Regions from separate parts of the Homo sapiens genome. Here regions 1 and 3 are each linked to region 2. A link is an interaction called in ENCODE POLR2A ChIA-PET data of the cell type or tissue named here. Cell type or tissue: K562. All regions are shown on one strand. Region 1 overlaps SPATS2 (spermatogenesis associated serine rich 2). Region 2 has its middle 12 kb from the start of TUBA1A. Region 3 overlaps TUBA1B-AS1 (TUBA1B antisense RNA 1).

Region 1 (2,500 bases), 250 kb before region 2:
TTCAAATGTTATCTTCTCTGTGGTTATTCACAAGAAACCTACTGAACCTATGGTAAGAACAGTGGCAGTCTATGGCTGCTCCCATCACATACCCCCAAGGTGACTGGGAAAGGTAGTTCTACCAAGGCAGGGAAAGCCATGAAAACCAGCAGCTTCACTGACAGAGGGGGCTGACTTGTGAAGCAAAGCACAGAAAAACCCCATACCCACAGGCAGGCAGTAACAGTTCGCTTTCTTGGTGGCAAACAAGCAAGACCAAGGGCTCAGCTAGCCTGAGGTTGCTGTCATGGTTGGTGCAAGCAAAAGAACAGGAGATTAGATAGAAATTTAAAAGGGAAATCCAGAAACAAGACTAAGGGACCTGGGCACCATGGCTCATGCCTGTAGTCCCAGCACTTTGGGAGGCCAAGGTGCGGGGACTGCTTTAGCCCAGGAGTTTGAGACCAGCTGGGCCAACATAGCAAGACTGTGTCTCTACAAAAAATACAAAAATTAGCTGGGCATGGTGGCATGTGCCTGTACTCCCAGCTACTTAGGCGGGTGAGGTGGGAGGATGGCTTGAGCCCAGGAGGTCGAGGCTGCAATGAGCCATGACTGTGCCACTGCACGCCAGCCTAAGCAACGGAATGAGACCCTGTCTCAAACAAACAAACATAACCTGGCAACAGAGTAAGATCCTACCTTGACAAAAAATAAAATTTAAAAATTAGCCAGGGATGGTAGCACACACCTGTAGTCCCAGCTACTCGGAAGGCTAAGGTGGGGGCACTGCTTGAGCCCGGGAAGCTGAGGCTGCAGAGGGCCATGACTGTGCCACTGAACTCTAGCCTCAGCAACAGAGCAAGATCCTGTGTCAGAAAACAGAGACTATAGGAGACCTTGGTAAATGTTCCACACATTCATGATGCAGATATTGGAGAAGGTCCAAACTATCCACACACCTCTGGCTGACCATAAGCGTACACATAGCAGCAGCAAAGACTCAAAAAGGCCCAGTGGAAATTAAAAATTATGAGCTTTGAAGGCAGTTCCCAACACACAAAGATCTACAGACAGAGGGTGCAAGCTTTACTGGCTCATGGTGTTTTAATACAACCTTTAACCAATCGCTAACTGACCAGAAGGATAATAGATACAGATGTAACTTCAGCAAGCCAGACTTTAAAATTTTTTTTAATTAAAAAAACAAAACCAAAAACGGTAAAAACTGAGCAGACCCTTTAGTTTATGAAATCGTATCAACGCTACAAAGGCAAGGGTAAAGGCTGTGTGCACTTTTGAAACTTTATGTGCAATTGATGGTGGTGCTGAGATATGAAAGGCTAGCATGAACGTGAAGAGGTAAGAGCACATGACAAAACTTGGTGGTGCAGAATGGACTGTTTTTTTTTTTTTTTTTTAAAGACAGAGCCTCACTCTGTCACCCAAGCTGGAGTGCAGCAGTGCGACCCTGGCTCACTGCAACTTCCACCTCCCAGGCTCAGATGATCCTCCCACCTCAGCCTCCTGAGTCACGGCTACAGGCGCATACCACCATGCCTGGCTAATTTTTTTATCTTTTGTAGAGACAGGGTTTCACCATGTTGCCCAGTCTGGTCTCTAACTCCTAGGCCGAAGCAATCCTCCTGCCTCAGCCTCCCAAAGTGCTGGGATGACAGGCATGAGCCACCACGCCTGATCCATAATGGATATTTTTAAACTTGGTGATATGTGTCTCTCAATCCTGAAGCTTTGGTGAGAGGGTATGCAGACAGCAATAACAGCAAATGATGTATGAATGTTTTTTGCATTCAAAGAACATCTACATCTGTTGAAAGACTTTAAGTGAGTTTTGTTCTTAGATAGCCCACATTAGTTGAATGTATTAAATGAACCAATACTTGCATTTCCCCTACCTCTTTGTCCACTGCTGTAAATGCTGTATGATGTGTGTTCTCTTCTGTTGCTGACATGCAAGTGTGGTCATATGAACTGAAGCGGATGGCTTGAGAATATAGACAGGCTTGTGGTGTACTTTGCAGGAGTACTTGGAAGCAGAGTTCACTAGTGACCTCAGCTGTCACAAAGAAGGGTGGAAGTTCGAATGTCTGGTTAGCTACTTATAAAAATGCTATTCGCGGCCAGGTGCAGTGGCTCGTGCCTGTAATCCCAGCACTTTGGGAGGCCGAAGCGGGCGGATGACGAGGTCATGAGATCAAGGCCATCCTGGCTAACACAGTGAAAGCCTGTCTCTACTAAAAATACAAAAAAGTTAGTTGGGCATGGTGGCGGGAGCCTGTAGTCCCAGCTACTCGGGAGGCTGAGGCAGGAGAATGGTGTGAACCTGGGAGGTGGAGCTTGCAGTGAGCTGAAATCATGCCACTGCACTCCAGCCTGGGTGACAGAGCAAGACTCCGTCTCAAAAAAAAAAAAAAAAAAAAAAAAGAATGCTATTTGCTGCAATTCTGTGTCCCGTGCTTGGATTTTGTCTTTTTTAGAGCCAGGGTCTTCCTCCGTTGCC
Region 2 (2,500 bases):
CCCGACCTCAGGTGATCCACCTGCCTCAGCCTCCCAAAGTGCTGGGATTACAGGCGTGAGCCACCGCGCCCGGCTGTCTGATTTATTTATTTATTATTTTATTGGTTAAAGCTGATGACGCTAGGATATAAATCTTATTTTAATTAAACCATCACAATGTCCACTCTGCTCTGCACGGAAAGATTGGCATTGATGAAGAAGAAGCTGAGGATGAGCTCTGTGTGAAGCCTCCATTTTACACAGATTTTCACTGAACACAAGATGAACCGTCTTCTATAAAACCACTGGGGATGATGTGCGCTGGATTTTTTGCAACGATTTTTATCTCTGGTGTTTCTGGCACTGACTAAGGTTTCAGGCAGACAGAGGCATGGAGGACCTAGCGACAATCACTAGGGAGCTTCCTGGTTGCTAGCAACAGTAAATACCATGAAGACACAATGACACAAAGACTCAACTTTTCACATACACACAATGAGACCTGGAGCCTGGTTTCTTATTTCAGATACAGAGTCCTTGAGATACAGTACAAAGGCTTCTTCTCTCTCTCCTTTGTATTAAATTTTTTAAATTGTGTGCAGAAACACATACTGCCCAAGAGCCTATATGACCATCTTGCTGCTCAATTTGTCTAAGAACACTTGTATTCTAACCTTCCTCTCAGTACTGTCATTTTTTTACTATTTTGAGGGAGAAATAGAAGGAAATAAGCTGTTTATCTGACTTGGGGATTTTAAATTATGTGTGACTTTGAAAAACTCATTTGTAAATACCTGTCTTCTGTAAGAGTTATAATTGATTTCCACTCTTCTGAAAATATTCAGAAAAACTATCTGAAAGATCTTCTTCTCCAAGCTTATTCTCTATTTTGTTTTTAGAAAAGGTAGAAGCATACAGAATATGAAATACAGCACTGGCAATTTAAGGTTTTTCCATGACTCATTCAAGGAAATTGCATAATAGCCTTTCCCTGCCAAGTTCACAGACTCTTCTCAAATACCTTGCAATTTTCCTTATTCTATTCCTTTATTCCTCAACCTCATCTCTCTTTCCTTCTTTTCTATGTGCCATTAACTTTTTTCTCTTTTCTCTAAGGCTGTAAAACTCTCTAGGGTATAGTCATGTGATAGGCAAGGTGACAACGGAAATTTGAAATACCCCCAACCTTGCTAGTCTGTCTCCTAGCAACTGTATAATACGTTGCTTAGTAACATGGGGGTGAGAGTGAAGTCGCTCTTACAAATCTAAAAATACTGAAATCATTTTAAAAAGATTAATAGTGGGCTTATTTATTAAAATATACTAAATCCATAAATAGTCTTGCCATATAAGGGACTTATTTCAGGCTATGCTATCTTGAGTGAAACTCTACATCTCTTATAATCTGTAGACAGTACTAGAACAACAGATTGCTGTTCACATAAGCAGATGAAGGAAAAAACCCACAGCGTTCTCTAAGCCTTTCTCTTCTACACATGTATAATCAAAGTTTACATCCACAGGGAAATGGAGAAATGTTTGCTAAATGATCTTTTAGGCTAGGCAGATGAAGAAAAAGCTAGGCAGCTTTTTCTAAGTTCTCTTTTGCCTGTGCATAATTGATTTCTAAATCTAAAGGAAGGTGGATCCAGCATTATCTCCAGAGAAGTTTAAAAAAAAAAAAAAGAAAAAATATTTTAAAAAGGGAATATGGAGAGACATTTCTTAAAATGCTCTTTGAGGCTAGGCTTCACTAGGAGTTGTGTCTTTAGGGTTAACAACCATAAATAAAGTAATTTTCAGTAAATTTATCGAGCGGATATCAGAATTTAGAAATAGCTGAACCACATCAAGCACACTAAAATTGTTTAGCTCAAAAATGATAAATTATTAATTCTAGGAGAGTATTATTTACTGAATTAGACCTACTGAATCAGACTCTCTGGTGGAGGAACTGGGGATCCATATTTTAACCAGCACCCCAATTACTTCAGCACATTTAGGAAACACTGGTGTACATGATCATTCCAACATGTTATAGGGGGGTATCTTCTATTTTAGTCTTAGATTTATGCCTGTAACACTTGAAGAGGGAGGTTCAAAGCCCAACCTAAATATTCTGCCACGTCCTCCCCTTGATGTAGGCCCTTTGGCTAATAAGACTGGTCAAGGCTGGGCGTGGTGGCTCACGCCTGTAATCCCAGCACTTTGGGAGGCTGAGGTGGGTGGATCACCTCAGGCTGGGAGTTCGGGACCAGCCTGGCCAAAATGGTAAAACCCCATCTCTACTAATAATACAGAAATTAGCTTGGTGTGGTGGTGCACGCCTGTAATCCCAGCTACTCCGAAGGCTGAGGCAGGAGAACCACTTGAACCTGGGAGGCAGAGGTTGCAGTGAGCTGAGATCATGCCATTGCACTCCAACCTGGGCGGCAGAGTGAGACTTCCATCTCCAAAAAAAAAAGACTGGTAAAGCTTCAGAAGCCTCCTCAATTGTTCATTCTGCAAATGTTTATTAAGA
Region 3 (2,500 bases), 56 kb after region 2:
CCCAGGTCACCAGTGAAATCTAACAGCTGATTCTCAGACCCCATGTTACCCAGCCTCCCAGAAAGCACAGTTCAAAAAGCAGAGTTATCACCTGCTCCTGCTTGAAACACTTTCTTCATTTGGTTTCCAGAATACTAAACTCTTCATTATTTTCTTTCTTCTATTTTTTTGGAAACACGGTCTTGCTCTGTTACCCAGGCTGGAATGCAGTGGCGCGATCACAACTTACTGCAGCCTTCACCTCGTGGGCTCCTATGTCAGCCTCCCAAGTAATCGGTACTACAGGTGCACACCACCACGCCTGGCTAATTTTTGTATTTGTTGTAAAGAAGGGATCTCCCTGTGTTGCCAGAGCTGGTCTCTAACTCCTGGGCTCAAGCAATCCTCCCACCTTGGCCTCCCCAAGTGCTGGTATTATAGGTGTGAACCACTGCACCCAGGCCATTATTAACTTCCAACATCACTGTCTGCTCCTTTTACTTTACACTACTAGATCCTGTTCCTAATTTTTATAAGTTAGAGTGCTCTGGGGTTCAGTCCTTGGACCTCTTCCTTTTTTTTTTTTTTTTTTCAGACAGTCTCGCTCTGTTGCCCAGGCTGGAGTGCAATGGCACAATCTCAGCTCACCACAACCTCCGCCTCCCGGGTTCAAGCGATTCTCCTGCCTCAGCCTCCCAAGTAGCTGGGACTATAGGCGCATGCCACCATGCCCAGCTAAATTTTGTAATTTTAGTAGAGACGGGGTTTCACTATGTTGGCCAGGCTTGTCTCGAACTCCTGACTTTGTGATCCGCCCGCCTGGTCTTCCCAAAGTGCTGGGATTACAGGCATGAGCCACTGCGCCCGGTTGGATCTCCCCCGTTCCCCAGGTGATCTTATCCACTTTCTATACTGATGACTTCTAAATTTATCTCCAACACGACCTCCCCTCTGCACTTTTTAACCAACTATTACTGCCTAATCAACATCTCTACTTATATTTAACCCACTGCATCTCAAACTTAACATGTCCAAAACTGAACTTTTGATTCTTTCCATTTCTCTACACCTGTTCCTCCTTTAGTATTCCCCAGTGTTGCTCAGACCAAAAATCTAGGGGTCATGACTGACTCCTCTCTTTCTTTCTCACAGCCAACTTCTTAATAAATCCTGTCAGTTCTGTCTTCAAAATATACTCAGAAGGCTGGGCGTGGTGGCTCAAGCCTATAATCCCAGCACTTTGGGAGGCCAAGGCAGGCAGATCACGAAGTCAGGAGATCAAGACTATCCTGGCTAACACGGTGAAACCCCACATCTACTTAAAAAAAAAAAAAAAAAAAATTAGCCGGGCGTGGTGGCACACGCCTGTAGTCCCAGCTACTTGGGAGGCTGAGGCAGGAGAATCACTTGAACCTGGGAGGCAGAGATTGCAGTGAGCCGAGATCACACCACTGCACTCCAGCCTGGGTGACAGAGCAAGACTCCATCTCAAAAACAAAACAAAACAAAACAAAACAACTCACATTTCCACCACTTCTTACCACCTCAACAATATCACCTTGATTCAAGCCACTATCATCTCTTATTTGCATTACTGCCCATTCCCTTCTAGTTCATCTTCCTTCTTCCACTCTTAACCTCCTGTGGTTTACTCTCACAAAAGCCAGAGCAATGCTCTTAAAACCTAAAATAGAACATGTCACACCTTTGCTCAAAACTATCTAATAGCTTCTCATTATTTTTAGAATAAAACACAAAATCTCTCCATGCCTAATAACACTATTACATGAGCTAGACCCTGGCTACCTCTCCAATCTCATTTCATAACGCTCTCCCCCTCACTCACTACTCTGCTCTGGCCTCATTGACCTTCTTGTTACTGCTTTGAAAAGATATACACATCCAGTTTCCAGACCAGCAGAAAAGAAGCTCGGAAGTCACCACTCCATGATAACAACAAGTAAAAGCTGAACAAACTAAAAAATCAACAGCTCCTTTTTTTTTTTTTTAACTGCTCCATGCAGAGCAGGGCTAAGTCATAGGCAGTGCATCTAGAGCTGCCAACAACTCTTTATAGATCTGTAGGAGAAACTAGATAAAAAAAGTAAAGGAGGCCGGGCGCGGTGGCTCACGCCTGTAATCCCAGCACTTTGGGAGGCCGAGGCGGGTGGATCACAAGGTCAGGAGATCGAGACCATCCTGGCTAATACGGTGAAACCCCGTCTCTATTAAAAATACAAAAAAATTAGCCAGGCATGGTGGCGGGCACCTGTAGTCCCAGCTACTTGGGAGGCTGAGGCAGGAGAATGCCGTGAACCTAGGAGGCAGAGCTTGCAGTGAGCCGAGATTGTGCCACTGCACTCCAGCCTGGGCGACAGAGCGAGACTCTGTCTCAAAAAAAAAAAAAAAAAAGTAAAGGAGGCTGAGCATAGTGGTTCATGTCTATAATCCCAGGCCTTTGGGAGGCCAAAGTGGGAGGATGACTAGATGCTAAGAGTTCAAGCCCAGCCTGGGCAACATG

What was found. ChIA-PET counts read pairs that join two places held together with the same protein. Peaks named below come from ENCODE experiments on the same cell type or tissue, not always from the same donor. Only the 100,000 strongest peaks of a DNase experiment are listed, where the experiment ranks them.
Region 1: POLR2A ChIA-PET joins it to region 2 with 5 read pairs; 2 of 35 experiments call an interaction of 5 or more read pairs at or near these places.
Region 3: POLR2A ChIA-PET joins it to region 2 with 5 read pairs; 20 of 35 experiments call an interaction of 5 or more read pairs at or near these places.

The regions. Positions count from the first base shown.
Region 1 is chr12:49,453,781-49,456,280 of GRCh38, reverse strand. The region is part of intron 2 of SPATS2 (spermatogenesis associated serine rich 2); the gene reads right to left. Among named protein-coding and RNA genes, the nearest start is that of KCNH3, 84 kb to the left of the region's middle. In K562, no CTCF peak of the experiment used is centred here; no DNase peak of the experiment used is centred here.
Region 2 is chr12:49,199,988-49,202,487 of GRCh38, reverse strand. No RefSeq gene overlaps it. Among named protein-coding and RNA genes, the nearest start is that of TUBA1A, 12 kb to the right of the region's middle. In K562, no CTCF peak of the experiment used is centred here; DNase peaks (open chromatin) are centred at 397 and 1,177.
Region 3 is chr12:49,143,952-49,146,451 of GRCh38, reverse strand. The region is part of intron 1 of TUBA1B-AS1 (TUBA1B antisense RNA 1); the gene reads right to left. Among named protein-coding and RNA genes, the nearest start is that of TUBA1B-AS1, 14 kb to the right of the region's middle. In K562, no CTCF peak of the experiment used is centred here; no DNase peak of the experiment used is centred here.